2 separate regions of the Homo sapiens genome follow, and region 2 is linked to region 1. A link is an interaction called in ENCODE POLR2A ChIA-PET data of the cell type or tissue named here. Cell type or tissue: B cell. All regions are shown on one strand. Links, peaks and the distances in the headings refer to the core of each region. The heading gives the core; the rest is flanking DNA.

Evidence for each region. Peaks named below come from ENCODE experiments on the same cell type or tissue, not always from the same donor. Only the 100,000 strongest peaks of a DNase experiment are listed, where the experiment ranks them.
Region 2: POLR2A ChIA-PET joins it to region 1 with 6 read pairs; 3 of 35 experiments call an interaction of 5 or more read pairs at or near these places.

What each region holds. Positions count from the first base shown.
Region 1 is chr19:50,429,284-50,434,644 of GRCh38, forward strand. It overlaps SPIB (Spi-B transcription factor), which reads left to right. Exons shown (of 6, transcript NM_003121.5): 6 at 1-2,031. MYBPC2 (myosin binding protein C2) reads left to right here and starts at 3,609. Exons shown (of 28, transcript NM_004533.4): 1 at 3,609-3,689. The coding sequence starts at 3,671. RefSeq lists silencers at 2,726-2,815, 2,846-3,065 and enhancers at 3,415-4,173, 4,988-5,361. In B cell, for the core only: no CTCF peak of the experiment used is centred there; DNase peaks (open chromatin) are centred at 1,768, 2,458, 3,348, 3,658 and 2 weaker places; H3K4me3 peaks cover 2,874 bases; H3K27ac peaks cover 5,000 bases.
Region 2 is chr19:50,313,381-50,318,704 of GRCh38, forward strand. It overlaps KCNC3 (potassium voltage-gated channel subfamily C member 3), which reads right to left. Exons shown (of 5, transcript NM_004977.3): 5 at 1-2,711. Among named protein-coding and RNA genes, the nearest start is that of KCNC3, 13 kb to the right of the region's middle. RefSeq lists an enhancer at 1-253 and a silencer at 2,899-3,079. In B cell, for the core only: no CTCF peak of the experiment used is centred there; a DNase peak (open chromatin) is centred at 2,721; H3K4me3 peaks cover 560 bases; H3K27me3 peaks cover 3,190 bases.

The sequences.
Region 1 (5,361 bases), core at 135-5,134:
GTCATTTCTAACCAGAAGTCTCAAGGTCGTCACCCCCCTGCCCCCCAACCGAGGCCCCGGTCGCTGGTGGTGGTCTCTTTAGTGCACTGTAGCACTTGGTGGTGGAGGTGTGAGGGATCCACATTAACAGCAGGCCATCAGCTGGGCAATGGCTCACACCTGTAATCCCAGCACTTTGGGAGGCGAGGCAGGGGGAATGGCTTGAACCCAGGCATTCAAGACCAGCCTGGGCAACATAATGAGACCTCGTCTCTACAAAACATAACAAAAACAATTAGCCGAGCGTGGGGGTGAACACCTGTGGTCCCAGCTGCTCAGGAGGCTGAGGTGGGAGGATCTCTTGAGCCCAGGAAGTAGGAGGCTGTAGTGAGCTGTAATCGTGCCACTGCACTCCAGCCTGGGCGACAGAGTGAGACACCGTCTTAAAAACAAAAACAAGGCCGGGCACGGTGGCTCATGCCTGTTGTCCCAGCACTTTGGGAGGCCGAGGCAGGCGGATCACGAGGTCGAGAGATCGAGACCATCCTGGCCAACATGGTGAAACCCTGTCTCTACTAAAAATACAGAAATTAGCTGGGCGTGGTGGCACGTGCCTGTAGTCCCAGCTACTCGGGAGGCTGAGGCAAGAGAATCGCTTGAACGTGGGAGGCAGAGGTTGCAGTGAGCCTAGATTGTGCCACTGCACTCCAGCCTGGGGGACAGAGCGAGACTCCGTCTGAAAATAAAAACAACAAAAACAGCAGACCATTCAAAATAGGGAGACTTTGCATAATCCAGATTTCTGCCTTCACTTAAAACTTTGGACGGTCTGGAGAGAGTCGGCCAGTTTTCGGTGGGGGGTGGGGAGCTGGAACAGGACAGTAGCCTTTCCTAATGAGGCATTTGTTCTCCAATCTGCCCCAGTCGCTGCCATCCCTGGCTATCTCACCCTAGCAGCTTCTCAAGCCTGTTGGCTTTAGACCACTGTATAAACCCAGCTGGAACTGAAGCCTGGGTGGACTATGGAGCCCTGGTTGGGACCCCCAGGGAGTCAAAGGCTGCGGGCCAAGAGGCCAGAGGTCCTTGAGCCTGGGTGGGCAGGTGGATCTAGGGTGCATGACTTGCTGCTTCCCAACCTTAGTTTGTCCCTTCTGTGAAAAAGGGAGAGAAGGAGGAGGAAGATCTCAAAAAGACTTTCCAGCCCAGTGCGGTGGCTCACGCCTGTAATCCCAGCACTTTGGGAGGCCGATGCAGGTGGATCACCTGAGGTAGGAGTTCAAGACCAGCCTGACCAACATAGTGAAGCCCCTTCTCTACTAAAAATACAAAATTAGCTGGGCGTGGTGGCATGTGCCTGTACTCCCAGCTACTTGGGAGGCTGAGGCAGGAGAATCGCTTGAACCTGGGAGGCGGAGGTTGTAGTGAGCTGAGATCACACCACTGCACACCAGCCTGGGCGACAAGAGCGAAACTCCGTCTCAAAAAAAAAAAACTGTTGCAGCCCCGTTGAGCCTTTGACACCGCCTGAAATCCACCCCACTCCCAGGAGGAGGAGGAGGAAGGAATGCCAATGACCTAGAGACACGAGAAGTCCATGTGGAGGCACACAGCAGCTGATGGCAGAGCCCAGGCTGGGACCTGCCCTTAAGAGAATGAGTGGGAAGGGGGAGGGAGGAAGGGCAGGTAAAACGTCCTCCCCAGGGCCCCCTGCAACGGGGAAGGTACTTTTTACAAAAGCTATCATTGTCACCCTAAATGTGGAATAAAATAAGATGCATCGACGTAGACAAACCTCCTGGGACCTTTTGTCAGGGACTGCAATCCTGCCCCTCCACTGAGGCCGCTGGCTCTCAGAGACACCGTGACATCACGGGTGATGATGAGAGGAGTTCAAAGAGAGAATTATATGCTGGCGCGGTGGCTCTGTAATCCCAACACTTTGGGGGGCCAAGGCAGGAGGATCGCTTGAGTACAGGAGTTTGAAACCAGCCTGGGCAAGATAGTGAGATCCCCTTCCCACCCGTCTACAAAAAAAATAAAAAATTAGCGGGGTGTGGTGGCGTATGCCTGTAATTCCAGCTACTCCGAACTACTGAGGTGGGAGGGTCACTTGAGCACAGGAAGTTGAGGCTGCAGTGAGCCGTGATCGTGCCCCTGCACTCCAGACACGGCGAGACCCTGTCTCAAAAACAAACAAACAAATCACAAAGACACCATACAGCAAAACCTATCTGAACCTTAATGCCGAGAAATAAGAGGCTTGACGCGCAGGCACAGAGGGTTCCGTTTATGTCTTCCTCTATTCCTGCCAACTGAAGTTCTCCACCTCCTCCCCGCTTCCCCTTCCGTCTGGGTGTCTGTCCCCTTCCCTCTGAATTGAGCCCTCGGGCTGGCAGCGAGGGACGCGAGGCTTCAGGTGGCCGCGGCACTGCAGGCCTGGGCCCCTCCCCAACTTAGCGGGGCTCGCGGGAGCGCAGTGGCAGTCTGCCTGGCAACCCGTGACATCACATGGAACTGACGCCGGATTGGCTGGACGCTCCCCGGAGGCGGAGAAATTTCCGGCTCGTAGGGGGTTTTGGAAAAGGAGGAGGGGGAAGATGAACAGGAAAAAAAAGCGGAGGGACTTGTTTTCCTCACACCGGGTCCCTCACGCTGCGTTACTAGCCAGGCAGTCCCCCAGCCTTAACCCTAAGTCCCCAACACCCTTTCCCTCCTTCCTCCCCACAACACCTGGTGTCCCCAAGCCCCGCCCCTCCCCAGGCCCCGCCCCCTCGGCTCCCCGCCGCGTCCAGAGCCACCCCATTCAGAAAGTCACAGGTCCCCCTGCCGGGAAGGGCGCCAACGTCCGGGCAGCCCTCCAGGGCCTTCCCAGCCTCCCACCCGCCCCCACCGGGGACGCCCACCCCCTACCCGCGTCCGGTGCCTGCCGTGCCCGCTCCGGGAAGAGTCGCGGGGAGCGGTCCCAGGAGGGGCGGCGGCCAGTCCGGGGTCCCAGATGGCCGGGGCCCCAGCTCTTTGGGTTTGCCCACGCCCGGGGCGCGAAACTCCGGAGTCCCAGAGCCGCGGCGCCCTCCCCGGAGGCGCAGGGACCTCCTCCCCCCGCCGCCGTCCTGCCTACGCTAGGAAACCGGACCCTCCCTCCCGGCTCCGGTTTCCCGAAAACTCCTGACTTGCAGATGCTAAGAATGGCTTCCTAGACCCTGTCCCTCCCCTCCCTGCTTCATGCCAGAGCTCTGGCCCGCAGCCCTTACCCCCTTGAGACCCTCAGTCTCTTCCTCTTCCTTCTCCCGGGACCCAGGCGTCCAGGCGCTCGTCCTTTCTAGGGAACCCAAGAATCTGGGACCCCAGTTGCTTCTGCTCCCAGACTCAGGGGTCCAAGCACCCAGTCCCCTCCTCCCTGAGATTCTGGAGTCCGAGCCCCAGCCCCCTCCTCCCTCAGACCCAGGTGTCCGAGCCCCAGCCCCTCCTCCCTGGGGACCTGGCTCTCAGCCATCTCCCTAGGTCCAGCTGTTATTTCTCGCCCTTTAGAACATGCGGGCGGAATGTGGGGCGGCCCTGTGGTCTGATGTCTCCCGGAGCCTTCTGGGAGTCTCAGGACTCATTAAAAGGCTCCCCTTAGGGGCCCACCTGTCCTCCCTAGGGCCTAGCGGGACGCGGCTGCGGTCAGAGGAGCAGGAGGAGGTCCCCCGACATGCCTGAGGCAAAACCAGGTGGCGCCAGGACCCCCTCCCTGTGTGGGGATGGGGCTCTTCTTTTCTGGATGGGGATTTGGGACCCCTCTGTTTGTAGGGTTGGGAGAAGGAGGAACCTTCGCTGTGTGAGGAGGAGGCTCCCTTTGCTGTGCGGGATGGGGGTTCCCGCATCAGTTTAGGGTGAGGGTCTCGACTCTGCATGGGGAAGAGGGTCCCTTCCCTTTGTGACAGGAGTTTCCTTCCTTGTATGAGATGGGGTGGGTCTCATATCTGTGTGGGGTGAGGGATCCCCTTCACTCAGCAGGGAGGGTGTTTCTTTTTCTATAAGTGATTGGGGGGGCATCTCTGGTGGAGATGGGATTCTCTGGTTGTAAATTGGGTTCCTTTTGCTTGATGGGGATGGGGGTCTGTGTGTGTAGACTGGGTTTTTTTGTTTGTTTTTGTTTTTTGGTTTTTGGTTTTTTTTTTGAGATGGAGTCTCGCTCTGCCCCCGGGGCTGGACTGCATTGGTGCGATCTCGGCTCACTACAACATCCGCCTCCTGAGTTCAAACAATTCTCCTGCCTGGGGTAGCTGGGATTACAGGCCTGCGCCACCATGCCTGGCTATTTTTGTATTTTTAATAGAGACGGGTTTCGCCATGTTGACCAGGCTGGTCTCAAACCCCCAACCTCAGGTGATCCACCCGCCTCAGCCTCCCAAAGTGCTGGGATGACAGGCATGAGCCGCCGAGCCCGGCCAGACTGGGAGGTCTTTGCATGTGACTGGATTCTCCACATCCGGGGATGGCATCCTCTGGGCAGGGTCTGGGCCACTTCTCTGAGTGAAGACTCAGAGGGAGCCAGGTGCAGGGGCTCACGCCTGTCATCCCAGCACTCTGGGATACCGAGGCAGGAGGATTGCTTGAGGCCAGGAGTTCAAGACCAGCCTGGGCAACATGGCGAGACCTTGTCTCTACAAAAAATTAAAAATCAGCCAGGTGTGGTGGTGCATGCCTGTAGTCCCAGATACTTAGGAGGCAGTTGAGGCTGCAGTGAGCTGTGATCACGTCACTGCACTCCAGCCTGGGTGACAGAGTGAGACCCCGTCTCTAAAAAACAAGCAACAGCAACAACAAAAATGGCCCAGTGCGGTGGCTCATACCTGTAGTCCCAGCACCTTGGGAGGCCAAGGTGGGTGGATCACCTGAGCCCAGCAGTTCAAGGCCAGCCTGGCCAACATGGCAAAACCCCGTCACTACAAAAAATACTAAATTAGCTGGGCTTGTGGGGGTGTGCCTGTAGTCCCAGCTACTCAGGAGTCTGAGGTGAGAGGATCACTTGAGCCCAGGAGACGGAGGTTGCAGTGAGCCCAAATCTTGCCACTGCACTCCAGCCTGGGAGACGGAGCGAGACCCTGCTGGGAAAAAACAGAAACAAAAACAAAAAATAGATTCCAAGGGACCTTCTCTGTAGGATATGGGGTGATTGTGGGTATAAAGATTAGTGGTTCCCATCTGCATGGAGTCACAGGGGAAGTCTCTGTATTAAGGATGGGGGAGCCTCATTTCTGTGGGCACTGAGGCTTCCCCGTGTAGGAATTAGCGGGGCTTCTTCATGCAGGGAATGGGGTCCTTTTTGCGGGGTTTGGGGACCTTCTTTGAATGGGGAACACTTTCTGTGGAGATGAGGCTTTCTCTCTATGAGGAACT
Region 2 (5,324 bases), core at 325-5,324, 120 kb before region 1:
TGCCTGCACTTATCGGCTTCTGTACAAAATGCGTATTAGAGACAAAACTTTTAAAACAAGTGTTTGTCCTCATACTGCCTCAAACCTTAGCACACCACCAAAGGTACAAATACAACCCTCTGGGAAACACTGGTGTCTGTGAAGAGGGTACCTTTGGGGCACCATCTCAGGGAAGAGACTCAGGGTTAGGCGTAAGACAAAGAGGGTGCTTGGGGAGGGTCTGGTTCCCTGGAATTGCAGACAGGTTGCGCCTATCTTGGAAGTTCTAGCATCAAGGGAACCTGGGCTGGACAAGTCTGTTAGGGCTTTGGGGATATGGGTGCGGAACAGGCCTGAGGCTTTGGGGGTGTCCAAGAAATGTCAGTTGTGGGAAGGATTTGGAGCATCCCAAAGGCTGAATTTGAGCTGAAAAGAGCTGGGTCAAGTCTTGGAGGTTTGAGAAGTGCTGGGACGCAGTTCAGGGAATTTGGTGGGGGTGTTTGGGGTGGCAGGAGTGGGGAGGGAGGGTGGTTCAGGGAGCCTCTGTGTGCAGAGGTTAAGTCGCAGGAGTGTGTGGGGATTGGGAGATGTGGCGTGCCAGGGTCAGTCTCAGAATTCTGGGTGCAGGTCTCATGTCCTGGGAATGGAGGGAGATAGTCGGGGAATTTCGTGTGCTAGGGCCAGATCATCCCAGGAATTCTGGGATAGGAGGTCTGAGTCCATGCAGCAAGAATAGAGGCGAGCAGGTCCCTGGGGGAAGGGGCGGATGAGAGGGTGAAATTCACCAGAGGAATTCTCCTAAAGGCTGAGGGAGCAGGTCCAAAGCCCGCCCCGCCCTCCCACCACCTGAGCTCAACTCGGCCCCGCCCTCCCGCCACCTGAGCTCAACTCCGATCTGGGGCTTGGGTAACTGTTCCTCCTTCCCCTACACTGTTTCTAGTTTCTGGTTTGTTTTCTCCTAATCAACGCACAGGGTTGGTTGTCCTCCTGGGGTGAAGGATGGGAAGGCTGGAGACCTTAAAGGCCAGCCCGACCCCCGGGAGGTGCCACCCCCTTCCCAGAGTGCCTGCCCCTCAAACCCGCGCATGCGGCCCCTGGCGGCTTATTGCTGAGGTGGACTTGGAGTGGGGGCTCCAGGTTAGGGAAGGCATGCAGTGTGTGGGGGGAGGTGCCCCAAGATGTAACTGGCATAATTTGGACTTATTTACACAAGTTGATGGCAGGGGGATGTCCTATGGCTCGTGGAGACCTGAGAAGGCTTTTTTTGGGGAGGGAAGAGTTGGGGGGACGGGCTGTGGCCCCTCTCTCCATCCTGGGGGCCCAGGTTGGGGGTGAGGGGCCCGGGGGTGTCTGCTGGCATCGTCATCTCGGTTGCATATTATTAATGACTTTTTGATTTTTTTTAAAAAAACCCTTTTCCCCACCCCCCACCCCCAGCTCCTTTGACCTTCTTCCCGGTCACCCCCGAGTCCCCCCACAGGGGGGAGGGGAGCGCTAAAGGATGGAGGGCAGGGTCGGGGGAGCGCGGCGGGCGGCCCGGGGAGAGCCAGGGGGGGTGGCAAGGGGCGCGAGGCGCAGGGACACCCCGCTCAGGCCCGCGATGCTGCTGAGGCTGCGGGATTTCTCGTAACCTGGGGGGTGGGGAGGTGTGCAGACACAGGGGGGAAGCACGAAGATGGGGTGCAGGGAAGGGTCAGACAGAGAGACCCAAGGCAGGGAGAAAGAGACAGAGAGAGAAAGAAATGGAAGGGGAGGACAACAGATACCCAGAGAGACAGAGAAGGCAAGACAGACAGAGTCAGGCAGACAGAGACACAAAAGGACGGATGACAAGAGACAGATGGACAGAGATGGACCAAGGAGATGGAGAGAGAAAGTGAACAAATCGGGGAGTCAGTCAACATCGATGAGAAAGGGGGAGACATCGGGGAGGGGGGAGAGACTCCGGATTAGGAGGCAGGTTGGTGCCCACCGAGCCTCCCCCGCCCCATTCCCACCACAGTCCACCGCCCTTCCCCCCCTCCACTGGTCCCCTCACCTGAGGCAAAAGGTGGGGGGCAGCAAGGCGGGATGGTGGGCGGCAGGGGCGTGGGGAGGGGCTGGGTGGAATGCATGTGGGAGCAGCCAGCGGAGAGGGCAGGGAACGGTGCGGCCGCCGTAGCGGGGCTGGGGGCTGACCTAGTTGTAGGGAAAGAGAGCAGGCAGGGGGTGGGGTCTGCAAGGGGGCTGAGTGGAGCGAAGCTGGCAGTGCCCTTGGGGAATCCGATGAGAACTCCAGGAGCAGTGGGGGGGGGTGGGGGGGGAGGGAGGCTCCTCCAGAAGATTCTAAGGACGGGGTCGGGGGTGGGGGGCGGTGAGGCGGAGGGCTGGGGAGAGGGACATCTTTAAAGGGTCCAAGAAGGCTCTGAGCTTCTGACGGGTGCGGGAAGGCTCTCACAGGCATCTCACAGCTAATGGGACTCAAGATCCAGCAACAGTGTGTGTGGTTTCTGCAAAGCCTGGGGCTGCCTGCAGGGTTCTGCACCCCCGCAGGGAGCTCTGTGGCTTTTCCAGGCAACGCTAAGGGAGCTGTCTGGACAAAAGGTGTCTTGATCGTAGGAGGGAGGGCTTGGGGGGAGATTTGAAGCCCAGTGTCTTGGGGACACCCCCTCCCAGCCATTCCCAATTGCTAACCTGGGGGGAAGGGGCGGGGGGGACCGAAAGTCTCGCGAGGTCTCAGGCGGTGACAAGAGCTGGGGACAGAAATACACAGAGTCACGGGGGTGGGGAGAGGATGGTCAGGGGAAACCCCCCAACACAGCCTCACTGTTGGGGGGATGGAGAAACGCCGCCGGGATCATTTCCTCCTCTCTGGTGTTTTCCGCGGGAGGGGAGCAGTGAAATGGGGGGCGGCTGAGACATCAAATATGGAAGGAGCTTCCGGGCTGGCTGGGGAGGGGGAGGGGAGGAGGAAGGATGGGAGGAGGGAGAGTTCTGGGGAGGAGTGGGAGCCAGTGATCAGGTGAGGGCAGATGTAGGAGGGAGGAGCAGGGGTGGAGGACAAGCCTGGAGGAAAGGAGGGTCTTGGGAGGACCATAGGGGACAATTAGGGAGGGAAGAAGCCTGGCGCAGTGGCTCAGACCTGTAATCCCAACACTTTGGGAGGCCAAGGCAAGCAGATCACTTGAGTCCAGGAGTTCGAGACCAGCCTGGCCAACAAAACCCCATCTCTACTAAAAATCCAAAAATTAGCCGGGTGTGGTGGCAGGCACCTGTAATTCCAGCTACTCTGGAGGCTGACGCAGGAGAGTCACTTGAACCTGGGAGGCAGAGGCTGCAGTGAACCAAGATTGCGCCACTGCACTCCAGCCTGGGCGACAGAGCGAGACCCCATTTCAAAAACAAAAACGAAAGGGTTGGGAAGGGAAGGTTGTGGTAGGAGAGACTCTTGGGGGAAGGAGCATGGGGGGCAATAGGCCAAAGGGGTCTTGTGGGAGGGAGGGTTGTGGGGCTGAAGGACAGCAAGGAAAAGGCTTGGGGAGGGCTGGAGGGGGAAGGATCCAGGGCACCAGGGATAGAAGCTTCAGCCAACCCCATCAGCTCCAGCCATGATTTGAGTTCAATGAATGGATTTTGGCATCATAGGCAAGAGAAGCAGGGACCTCCCCCACCCAGCCACCCCCACCCCAATCCTCCCTCACCCATAGGCCCACACCCTCTCCCCCTCAATCCCATAGGGGCCCCTCTAGACCTGGGGGTGGGGAACAGAGGAAGGTAAAGGACTGGGAGTGGGTGCAAGCAGGGGGAGGAGTTAGATAGGAGCAGGGAGGGGAGTGGGGGGGTAATGAGCTGGAAATGGACAATGACGGGGAGGTTACAAAAAGGAGAGGTGGGGGGGATGGAACAAGAGGAGCCAGACAGTCCCCCCTCTGGACTAGGAGCCCGGAAGCCTGGGGTCTCGGCCCTTGTGCTCTGTGGCCTGGGGTGGTGGGTTGGTCATGGCCTTCCCTGAATGTCTGTGAAACACAGGGGTTTAGGTGAGGCCATTCCTGGAAGCCCCCCAGGTTCCCCTATGGCATCTCCTTAGGCTGTGGACAGGGATCCTTTAGGATGTGTCTCTGCATTTCTAAAGAAGATTCCACAGACGGCTGTTGAATGAATGCATGATGGATCACATACCTTCAGGTGGCTTCCCTTCACGTTTAAGATAAAGTCCCGCCTCCTCACCATGGCCGAAAATCCGTCCTGATCTTTCTCCCTGGACTCCAGCAGCCCTCTCCCCTTGGCCACTGGGATCAGCCTCACTGTGCTCCTTGCTGTCCCTTGAACAAGCCAAGCTCATCCTCCACCCCCTCCCCCAGGGAAGCTCAGGGCCTGTGCACTTGCTGTTTCTTCTGCCTGCCTGGCCCTTTTCACCCTCCAGGTTCTGTGTCACCTCCTCAAAAAGTCCTTTGCAGAACTCCTTTTCTTCCCCCAGAGATGGGGTCTTACTCTGTCCCCCCAGGCTGGAGCACCATGGCACAATCATGGCTCACTGCAGCCTCCCAGACTCCTGGGCTCAGACAGTCCTCCCACCTCAGCCTCCCAAGTAGCTGGGTCTACAGGCATGCACCACCACACCTAAGTTTTTTGGTTTTGAGGAAATGGTCTTGCTCTGTTGCCCAGGCTGGTCTCAAATTTCTAGGCTCAAATGATACTCCCACCTTGGCCTCCCAAAGTGCTGGGGTTATAGGCGGCAGCCACTGTGCCCAGCCAGACCTCTTTAACTGAAGTGGCCAGAGTAATAGTCTTGTTCTTTTATCTTTATCTTAATTGCTTCTTTTCTTCTTCTTCTTCTTCTTCTTTTTTTTGAGAGGGAGTCTCACTCTATTTGTAGCCCAGGCTGGAGTGCAGTGGTGTGATCTTGGCTCACTGCAACCTCCACCTCCCGGGTTCAAGTGATTCTCCTACCCCAGCCTCCCAAGTAGCTGGGACTACAGGTGCCCACCACCACGCATGGCTAATTTTTGTATTTTTAGTAGAGATGGGGTTTCACCATGTTGGCCAGGCTGGTCTCGAACTCCTGACCTCAAGTGATCCACTGTCCTCGGCCTCCCAAAGTGCTGGGATTACAGATGTGAGCCACCCCCGCCGCCCAGCCTTAATTGCTTATTTTCTGCTTCTTCCTATGAGCGGCTGGAAACTTTTCCTGTAAAAGGCCAGATAGTAAATCTCTTTGGCTATAGGGGCTGTATAGTCTTTGTCCCAATTATTCCACTCTGCTGTCGTGGCTTAACATGGTTGTGTTCCAATAAAGCTTTGTTTACAAAAACAGATGCTGAAAGATCAGGCCCTCAGGCTGGAGTTAGTTTGCGGACCCCTTACAA